Regions from separate parts of the Homo sapiens genome. Here region 1 is linked to region 2. A link is an interaction called in ENCODE POLR2A ChIA-PET data of the cell type or tissue named here. Cell type or tissue: A673. All regions are shown on one strand. Links, peaks and the distances in the headings refer to the core of each region. The heading gives the core; the rest is flanking DNA.

Evidence for each region. Peaks named below come from ENCODE experiments on the same cell type or tissue, not always from the same donor. Only the 100,000 strongest peaks of a DNase experiment are listed, where the experiment ranks them.
Region 1: POLR2A ChIA-PET joins it to region 2 with 12 read pairs; 3 of 35 experiments call an interaction of 5 or more read pairs at or near these places.

Annotation. Positions count from the first base shown.
Region 1 is chr1:6,001,486-6,006,859 of GRCh38, reverse strand. It overlaps a transcript of KCNAB2 not described here. Among named protein-coding and RNA genes, the nearest start is that of NPHP4, 12 kb to the right of the region's middle. RefSeq lists an enhancer at 3,302-4,016. In A673, for the core only: no CTCF peak of the experiment used is centred there; a DNase peak (open chromatin) is centred at 2,879; H3K27ac peaks cover 730 bases.
Region 2 is chr1:6,116,840-6,122,213 of GRCh38, reverse strand. CHD5 (chromodomain helicase DNA binding protein 5) reads left to right here. Exons shown (of 42, transcript NM_015557.3): 32 at 641-720; 33 at 977-1,109. Among named protein-coding and RNA genes, the nearest start is that of CHD5, 61 kb to the left of the region's middle. In A673, for the core only: no CTCF peak of the experiment used is centred there; no DNase peak of the experiment used is centred there.

The DNA of each region.
Region 1 (5,374 bases), core at 325-5,324, 120 kb after region 2:
CCTTGGAAGAAGTTGAGGGGAAAGATTGGTTCCACTTGCACAGGGGAACTCAGAGCCCAGAGGAGGGATGTGGTCAGGTAGCGCTTCTGACAGAGCACTGAGGGGTGAGGGTGGAGTAGGGGAATGTGGGAGCTGAGCTGAGGAGTGAGGGTGAAGTGGGGGATGTGGGAGCTGAGCTGAGGGGTGGAGGGTGAAGTGGGGGATGTGGGACCTGAGCTGAGGGGTGAGGGTGGAGTGGGGGGATGTGGGAGCTGAGCTGAGGGGTGAGGGTGAAGTGGGGGGATGTGGGAGCTGAGCTGAGGGGTAGGGGAGGAGTGGGTGATGTGGGAGCTGAGCTGAGGGGTGGGAGTGGAGTGGGGCTGAGGGGTGAGGGTGCAGTGGGGGGACGTGGGAGCTGAGCTGAGGGGTGAGGGTGGAGTGGGAAATGTAGGAGCTGAATTGAGGGGTGAGGGTGGAGTGGGGGGATGTGGGAGCTGAGCTGAGGGGTGGGGGTGGAGTGGGGGGACGTGGGAGCTGAGCTGAGGGGTGAGGGTGGAGTGGGAAATGTAGGAGCTGAGCTGAGGGGTGAGGGTGGAGTGGGGGGATGTGGGAGCTGAGCTGAGGGGTGAGGGTGGAGTGGGAAATGTAGGAGCTGAGCTGAGGGGTGAGGGTGGAGTGGGAAATGTAGGAGCTGAGCTGAGGGGTGAGGGTGGAGTGGGGGGATGTGGGAGCTGAGCTGAGGGGTGAGGGTGGAGTGGGGGGACGTGGGAGCTGAGCTGAGGGGTGAGGGTGGAGTGGGAAATGTAGGAGCTGAGCTGAGGGGTGAGGGTGGAGTGGGGGGATGTGGGAGCTGAGCTGAGGGGTGAGGGTGGAGTGGGAAATGTAGGAGCTGAGCTGAGGGGTGAGGGTGGAGTGGGAAATGTAGGAGCTGAGCTGAGGGGTGAGGGTGGAGTGGGGGGATGTGGGAGCTGAGCTGAGGGGTGAGGGTGGAATGGATCAGAACATCAGAACAGAGCCCCAGGGTGCCAGCCCTGGGACCTCCCTCCAGTCACAGCACCCGTGGTCCCTGCCAGGGGAAACTCCGGCCGGCATCCTGGGCAGGGAGACCCCCATCTGCCCCAATGGGAGGCTGTGCCCTGTCTCCCCACGTGGGGGCCCTGCATCCTCACAGTGACCGCTGGGAAAAGACAGACCTGGGCTTCCGTGCCTCCCCGGGCCACTAAACCCATCTCTCTGAGCCAGGAGGGTGTGCTGCCTTCCAACTACAAATACACCAGCAGGAGGGGAGAGAGGGGACCCAGGTTGGATCCCACTCCTACTCATGGGGGGTAGGGGGGACCCTCAGTCGGCTCCAGGTCCACAGGCTGGCTTCCTACCAGGTGTGCTCCAAGGCCCTCAGCTGGGCTGCCACGTCCCCGCCTCCACCCTCACCCCTCAGCTCAGCTCACACAACCCACAACTCCACCCCCACCCCTCAGCTCAGCTCCCACATCCCCCAGTTCACCCTCACTCCTCAGCTCAGCTCCCACATCCCCCCACTCTACCCTCACCCCTCAGCTCAGCTTCCATGTCCCCCACTCTACCCTCACCCCTCAGCTCAGATCCCACATCCCCCAACTCCACCCCCACCCCTCAGCTCAGCTCACACGTCCCCCTACTCCACCCTCACCCCTCAGCTCAGCTCCCACATCCCCCCACTCTACCCTCACCCCTCAGCTCAGCTCCCACGTCCCCCCACTGCACCCTCACCCCTCAGCTCAGCTCCCACATCCCCCCACTCTACCCTCACCCCTCAGCTCAGCTTCCATGTCCCCCACTCTACCCTCACCCCTCAGCTCAGCCCCCGCGTCCCCCTACTCCACCCTCACCCCTTAGCTCAGCTCCCAGATCTCTGCCTGCACCCTCATCCCTCAGCTCAGCTCCCACATCCCCCCACTCCACCCTCACCCCTCAGCCAGCAACACTTGTATGCAATCCCTACAGAGGGAAGGAACTGTCTGATGAGGAAGAAGCAGCCAGACTCTGGAGGGAGACGGGGCTGGAGGTGGGACTCGGGGGTAGAAACCTATTGTGTGGGGTGGACTGTGTTCCCTGAAAGATCCACCCAAGTCATAATCCCAGTTACCTGTCGATGTGGAATTATTTGGCAAAAGGGTTTTTGCAGATGTAATTAAGGTGGAAATCCTGCGATGAGGCCATCCTGGATTAGGATGGGCCCTAAATCCAATGACAAGTGTCCATATAAAAAGAGGAGACAGACACAGAAAAGGCCATGTGGCGATGGGGGCAGAATCTCGGGGGGGTGTTTCTACAAGCCAAGGAACACTACGGGCAGCCACCAGGAACCAGGAGCGAGGCCTGGAACACATGCTACCTCGGTCTCCAGAGGGAACCAACCCTGCCCACACCTTGCCTTCTGGCTTCCTGATCCATGAGAGAATAAATAATGCTGTTTCAAGCCACCCTGCTTGTGGTACTAGGAAACAAATGCACCCCCTAGGCTTAAAAACCCTCTAACCAAGCTGGGTGCAGCAATGCCCATCTGCAGTCCCAGCTACTTGGGAGGCCAAGGCGGGAGGATCACTTGAGCCCAGGAGTTTCAGACCAGACTCGGTAACACAGCAAGATCGTGTCTCTTAAAAAAAAAAAAAAACCCTCTAACCAGAGCAGGTTCTATGAGAAGCAGACAAACAACCTTCTTTTGTGGGAAGTGACCTCTTTACTAGGGGTCTGGACCCTGGTGGGCCCCAGCCCTGCTTCTGCTCCAACCTCGAGGCTGAAATGTCTGCAGCCCTCTCTGTATTTGCGTTTGTGATCCAGGCACTGGGGGCTCCTCCCTGCTCTCCGGGGGACTGTAAGAATAAATAACAAATGGCTTCAAAGAGGATTACCGTCCCATGACCACGTGACAGGGCATGAACGATTAACATCTTGCCAGGCAGCGCTGCGGCAGCAATTTGAAAGGCAGCTTTACTCCACCACATCCATTAAAGGCCCCGCTGAATAAAAAGAGATGCAGAAGCGACCGCTGCAAGCTGGGGCCAGCCATGCCTCTGCAATCACATAGCCAGCAGACAAAAACATTTTTAAATGAAAATACTCATTGCTGGCGAGGTTGCGGTGAAACGACGACGAGGAGACGTGGCTGGTTCTGGGACATGAGCTATATACTACGACCTTTTTGAAATTGGGTAGTAGAGGTCCAGAGCTTGGGGTCCAGGAATCCTACCTCTGTGACTTTATCCTAATAGTTCAAGAGAGGAAATAAAGCGAGATGCACACAAACGTTTCCCACAGCCTGATTCGGAAGAGTGAAGAGCTGCCGGATCTCCCAGGAAATAATGTTTAAGTGAACTATAGACAAACGGGAGGGTATAATGTGGCCACTCAGTGAGTGCTCCTGGCTGGGGCAGGGCTCGCGCTAAGAGTGGAGAAGGTGGACGGTGCCTGCGTGTCTGCAGGGGCTGAAGGCAGCCGAGCGAGCGAGTGGGGAGGAACCCCTGCTCCACACCACACGGACCCTGCCTCTGACCCCATGACCCTGCTCTGGTGGGGAGGATCTGTGTGTGGGAAGCAGGGAAAGCAAGTTCCAGGGGTGGGATGGGGAATCCCGCAGGAGGCTCCGGCCACCCGGGCTTGTAGCACAGGCTCTGGAGCCCCTGCAGCCAGCAGGGGCCAGGCTGCTGGGGCTGTGCGCTGGCCTCGCCCCCATGTGGTTTCCCTTTACCTGGCACCCTGGTGACTGTGGCTCAGGAGCGAGGCCAAGGGCGAGCGCCCGCCCCGTGAACGGGTCGCCTGGGGCGCAGGATCAGGCGTCTGCTGCGGTCATGTTCTAGCTCTGTCCTCTGGTAGCTGTGTGACCTGAGACAAGGTCTAGGACCTGTTCTCACCCGGGACACAGAGACGGGAGGAGCTGAGGACTAAGAACAAATGTGTGGAGGGGACGAAGCAGGGGGCCAGAGCCAGAGCAAATCTGCAACACAGGGCAGCTGCCAACTCAAAGGACAACAGTGACGGCAGAGTCCTTGACACTGCTGTCAGCGTCGTCCAGAGTCGGGTGAAGCGCCTGCCTCCTCTTCCTGCAGGGGGGCAGCCGCTCTCAGCTGTCCAGCCCCTCCCAGTACCTCCCAGTCCTGGCAGGGCCGTAGCCCTTCAGCTCCCCTGGAAATCCACTCAAGGGACCTTGGCCTTCTCTGCCTGCCACCTGGGAACACCTGATGGGGACGTGCTGGGATGGTTTCTGCAGTTCAAAGGATTTACCTCCACATAATTAAGTGCCTCGTTTGTAAAAACACAAGCTGTGTCCTCATCGGTGGTGTGGGCATCACGTACGGTTCAGGGGCTGGGACAGAGCCCTCAGTACAGATGACAGGCATCAGGGAGTCTGTGGCCATCAGCCACCGATGCCAGCTCAGGCCACAGCTGCCGTGGCAGGCACCTGGCTTTGTCTCAACCTCAGCTGCAGGAGGTGCATCCCCGCCTCCTGCCAGCTCTGGCTGAGTGCCAGGCCCCAGAGGCCACGGCTGTCTCTGGCCTCCCTTGGGCACTGCCTGTTGTTCAGGGTGCTCAGAGCAGGATTGTATCTGGCGGGGAAGACCCCTTGGGGAGGATCCCTTGGTGTCACAGTTGGCCTCCGTTGGGCCAGGAGCCCTCTGGTCCTCCCTGGTTCTGAAGGCTTCTCTCTGCCTGCCACGGCCAGGGGAGATGAAATCAGGGAGCCAGTGCTGGGGACGATGTTTGCTGGCCTGTAGGAAGCTTAGGCTTGGTTCCAAGGCCTCATGACATGGCCGGGGCATTACCAGTCAGGCTGAGCTGGGGGACAGAGGTGATGGGGACAGCAGGCATGTTCTGTCCTCACGAGGCCCACAGTCTAGGCAGGGACAGATGTCAGCAGTCATGACCACTGCAGGGCATGCTTGGAGAGACTACAGGACATCGAGGGGGCTCAGTCAGAGAGCTGCACCATGATCCCGGCTCTGTCAAGGATGAGTCATCTGGCCTCAGTTTCCCTGTCTATAAAATGAGGAGTCTGGGCTGCACAGTGTCAAAGACTCAGAGAACCTAGAGGGGCTTTCTGAGGCCGCTGGCTCCAGGAGCCTAGGACCCAGTCCTACCACCATGTGAGCAACACTGCCCCACACTGGATCATTTCTCTGTGTGTTCCGGGCTGCGTTAGAGACCAGGAATTCCGCCAAGCCTGGGGACAGGTGTTATCCTGTCCCCTCCAGAGCCTGGGGGGAAGCGTCCCCTGACCTGAGGTGCCACCTCTCCTGCTGCTCACACAGACTGCTCTTCAGAGACCCACCCCCATGGGTGTATCACGGGGCTCAGCCAGGCCCTCAGCACCCATACAGCCCAGCAGGTGGCCAGGCCACTCCAACAACCGGTGATCATG
Region 2 (5,374 bases), core at 286-5,285:
GGACATAGCTATCCCATGGTGATGGGTGAGGCCAGGCCCTGAGAAGCTGCACCTCCAAGCACAAGGGAGCCCTTGGAGGTGGACACATCTTGGTTTGCTTCTTGGCTTTGGCCTGAACTCTGTCTAACCTTGGGCAAGTCACCTAACCTCTGTGGGCCTCCGCTTTCCCGGCTGTGCCCACCTCCCGGGGCTTCTCAGAGCTGTGTAAGTGACCAGCACTTTGCAGTGTGTTGGCGGCTGGCTTGGCAGGGAGGAAATTCACCCCCTGTCCAGAGGCACACACCAGCCAGCCCGCCCGAAAGCTGGGACCAGAGCGGGTGTCGTGGCTCCCAATCTGGGCCTCCATCTGCCTCACTTCCCTGCCTCCAGATGAGCAGCCACGGCTGTGTGCGGCCCCGTCCTGACAGCCCCTCACTTTGGTCTTACTGGGTTCAAGGTCCTCCAAGCACTCCTGAGTCAAAGGCCTGGCCTGGCCTCTCTGACTTAGCCGGGGATCCTGCTTGTCTCTCCTGGAGGTGCTTGGCTGCAGTGGAGCCTCCCGAAGGCCAAGCCCCCATCTCTCCTCTCTGCCACCCCACTCCCTGCCCTACTCCTTCCCGTCTGAGCCCACCTGTCTCAGCTCTTTCCCTTGATCTTTCAGACAAAATGGAAGCCCAGCTGGGCTACATGGATGAGAAAGACCCCGGGGCACAGAAGCCAAGGCAGCCCCTGGAAGTCCAGGTGTGGAACTTGCTGGCGTCTGGGCCTGTGGTGTGTGTGGGGTGGAGGTTGGGTCTGGGGACCTTCTCAGGCCCTGTACAGCGAGGTGGAACCCAGGCCTCCTGGCTCCCTTTTCGGGGCTCTGAATCGGCGGGGAGCAGGCTAGGAGCAAGCGACGGGAGCCAGGAGACTGGGTTCCCAGCCCAGCGCACGTTCCCCGCCCTCCGTTCCTGGTGAGGCCCCAGGCCTTGTAGTTCTCCTGGCTTTTCCTCTGCAGGCCCTTCCAGCCGCCTTGGATAGAGTGGAGAGTGAGGACAAGCACGAGAGCCCAGCCAGCAAGGAGAGAGCCCGAGAGGAGCGGCCAGAGGAGACGGAGAAGGCCCCGCCCTCCCCGGAGCAGCTGCCGAGAGGTTGGGGCTTCTTGCAGGCCACCCACCCCAGTGCCATGTCTGGCCTCAGCAGGCCTGGGTTCAGAGAAGGGCAGGTGGCTGTACTTCCGCTCATTTCTCCCTGGCAGAGAGGTAGACTCCAACCCTCTGCAGGCCCCCTGGTGAGGGGAGGCCAGGAGCTCAGGCCTCTATACATGGACTTAATGGACTTTTTTTTTTTTTGGAGAAAGGGTTTCGCTCTGTCACCCAGGCTGGAATGCAGTGGTACCATCTCGGATCACTGCAACATCCGCCTCCCGGGTTCAAGTGATTCTTGTGCCTCAGTCTCCCTAGTAGCTGGGACTACAGGCGTGTACCACCACACCCAGCTAATTTTTGTATTTTTAGTAGAGACGAGATTTCATCATGTTGGTCAGGATGGTCTCGATCTCTTGTAGCTGGGACTATAGGTGCATACCACCACACCCAACTAATTTTTGTATTTTTAATAGAGACTGGGTTTTGCCATGTTGGCCAGGCTGGTCTCGATCTCTTGACCTCGTGATCCGCCTGCCTCGGCCTCCCAAAGTGCTGGGATTACAGGTGTGAGCCACTGCGCCCGGCCATTTTTTTTTTTTTTTTTTTAATTTTTAGTAGAGACTGTTGGCTGGGCTGGTCTCGACCTCCTGACCTCAAGTGATCCACCCACCTCGGCCTCCCACAGTGTTGGGATTGCAGGCATGAGCCACCTTGCCCGTTGGTCTTTAACTTTTCTTACCATACAGAGATTGGGGGTGATTGGGCTACTTTTTTATTAGTGATTTCTGACTCAATTGCATTGTGGTCTGAAAACATGAGTCTATATGAGGTTGTTGAAACCTGCTCTCTGGCCTGATACGGTCAGATTTTGTAAATGATGTATGTGTGCTTGAAGAAAATGTCTGTTCCCTAATTGCTGGGTTTAAGGTTCTAACTATATGCATTAGGGCTGGGCATGGTGGCTCACACCTGTAATCCCAGCACTTTGGGAGGCTGAGGCAGGTGAATTACCTGAGGTCAGGAGTTCAAGGCCAGCCTGGCCAACATGGCGAAACCCAGTCTCTATTAAAAATACAAAAATTAGTTGGGTGTGGTGGCATGCACCTGTAGTCCCAGCTACTCAGGAGACTGAGGCAGGAGAATTGCTTGAACCTGGGAGGCAGAGGTTGCAGTGAGTGGAGATCGTGTCACTGCACTCCAGCCTGGGCAACAGAGAGGGACTCAATCTCAGAAAAAAAAAAAATATATATATATATAATACACACATATATACATATACACGTATATATATACGTATATATGTACGTACATACGTACGTATATACGCACATATGTACGTATGTACGCACGTATGTACGTACATATGTACCTATATATGTACGTATATATACACACACGTATATATATATGCGCATTAGGTCAGTAGATAATGCATGCTAATTATATTGTTCAAGTTTTTAATATCTTTACTAGTATTTGGTTTGCTTTGATCAGTCAGTTTCTGAGAGACTTGTGTTAAAATCTCTCATTATGATTATGGATTAATCTCTTTCTTATAATGCCAGATTTTGCTTCATATCATTTGAGACTGGGTTGTCAGGTGCATATTTGTTCAGGTTTTTAATATTTTTCTTGTGAAGTGTGCTTCTAATTATTGTGTAATAACCCTCTTATCCCTCTTTAAAGTTTTTGCTTAAAAGTTTATTTTTGGGCCAGGTGCGGTGGCTCATGCCAGTAATCCCAGCACTTTGGGAGGCCGAGGTGGGCAGATCACAAGGTCAGGAGTTCAAGACTATCCTGTCGAACATGGTGAAACCCGTCTCTACTAAAAATACAAAAAAGTTAGCCGGGCATGGTGGCGAGCGCCAGTAGTCCCAGCTACTTGGGAGGCTGAGGTCGCACCACTGCACTCCAGCCTGGGTGACAGAGCGAGATTCCGTCTCAAAAAAGAAAAAAAAAGTTTATTTTTGCTGATTTGGGTTGCTCTTTCTTTTGTTTAGTATATATTTGTTACGCCTTTTTCTATTCCTTTTTTTTTTTTTAAGATAACAGCTTTATGGTGATATAGTTAACATATCATACAGTTGAGCCATTTAAAGTATACCATTCAGGTCGGGCATGGTAGCTCACACCTGTAATCCCAGAACTCTGGGAGGCTGAGGTGGGTGGATCACCTGAGGTCAGGAGTTTGAGACCAGCCTGGCCGACATGGTGAAACCCTGTCTCTACTAAAAATACAAAAATCAGCTGGGCGTGGTGGTGGGCACCTGTAATCCCAGCTACTCAGGAGGCTGAGGCAGGAGAATCACTTGAACCTAGGAGGCAGAGGTCGCAGTGAGCCGAGATGGCACCACTGCACTCCAGCCTGGGCAACAAGATCGAAATTCTGTCTCAAAAAAAAAAAAGTAATGAAGTATACCATTTGTTATTTTTAGTACATCCAGAGTTGTGCAACCATCACCATTATCTAATTCCAGAACATTTAATCACTTCAAAAATAAATTCTTCTTACCCATTGGTAATCACTCCCCATTTCTTCCTCTTCCTCCCAGCCCCTGGCAATCACTTCTGTCCTATGGACTGGCCTATTCTGAACATTTCATACCAATGGAATAATGCAGTACTTTGGCCCTTTGTGTGTCTTCTTTCACTTAGCATAGTGTTTTTAAAGTTCATCTATGTTGTGGAATATATTAGTACTTCATTCCTTTTTTTTTTTTTTTTTTTTTGAGACAGGGTCTTGCTCTATCACCCAGGCTGGAGTGCAGTGGCATGATCTTGGCTTAACTACAGCCTTGACCCCCTGGGTGCAAGCGATCTTTCCACCTCAGCCTCCCAAGTAGCTGGGACTACAGGTGCACATGCTAACACGCCCGGCTAATTTTTGTATTCTTTGTAGAGACGGGGTTTTGCCATGTTGCCCAGGCTGGTCTTGAACCCCTGGACTCAAGCAATCCTCCCACCTTGACCTCCCAAAGTGCTGGGATTACAGGCAGTACTTCATTTCTTTTTATGCCCAAATAATATTCCATTGTATGGATCTACTATGTTTTGTTTTGTTTATCCATTCATAGTGATACACATTTGAGTTGTTTCCACTTTTTGGCTACTGTACACATTTGTGTACACATTTTTTTGTGTGAGTCTAGGTTTTCAGTTCTTTTGGGTATATATCTAGGAGTAGAACTGCTGGATCATATGGTAATTCTCTGTACCATTTTGAGAAACTGCTGAATTGTTTTCCATGTGTATTGCATCAGTTCACATTCTTACCAGCATGTGTGAGGGTTCCAGTTTCTTCACATACTTGCCAATACCTGTTATTATCTGTCTTTTTGATTATAGTCACCCTAGTGGGTGAGAAGTGGTATCTCATTGTCATTTTGATTTGAGTTTACTTTGTGCATAAAGATGTTGAATATTTTTTCATGTGATTATGGCTTATTTGTGTATAATTTGTTGAAGAAATGTCCTTTCAGATCCTTTGTCTACTTTAAAATTGGATTTTTTTAAATTATTGAATTGTAAGAGTTCTTTTTAAATTAATTAATCAATACTTTTAGAGACAGGGCCTTACTATGTTGTCCAGGAGGGCTTTGAAGTCCTGGGCCCAAGTAATTCTCTAGTATTAGACTTTTGAGTAGCTAGGATCACAGGCGTGTACCACTGTGCCTGGCTTGTATGAGTTCTTTATATAGATGCATGTTCCTCATCAGATATATGATTTACAAATATTTTCTTTCATTTCTTCACTTTTAATCTCTTTGTAATGTTTTAGGTCTATCTTTTGTAGACGGTGTATAGGGGATTCATCATTTAAAATCTAATTATAGGGTCCCTATCTTTTAGCTGGCAAGTTTAATCTCTTTACATTTGTTGTAATAACTAGATATGTGGATGGAATTCTGTTATCTTATTTTGTACTTTATATATTACCCTTCTCTTTTCTCCTTTTTTCTCTTTTCCTGCCATCTCTTGGATTGATCAAATTTTCTTTATATCTCCTCTTTTCCCCCTCAACTCATTTGGAAGGTTTATAGTCAATTTCATTCTGTACTCTTAACATTTTTAACATGTATACCCCTGAGTAATATGAGGACTTTAGATAGCTTTAGCTCTAACTCACTTCCCTTTCATCTGCCACGATGCTGTTGCCCAGTATTTTAGTTTCAGTTTGTTTTTACTTTCCCAAATTTGTTGTTATGCTTATTTCTAAATTTTTAATCCTTTTTTAGATCTTCTCACATTCTTACCAGTTTGTGTTTGCC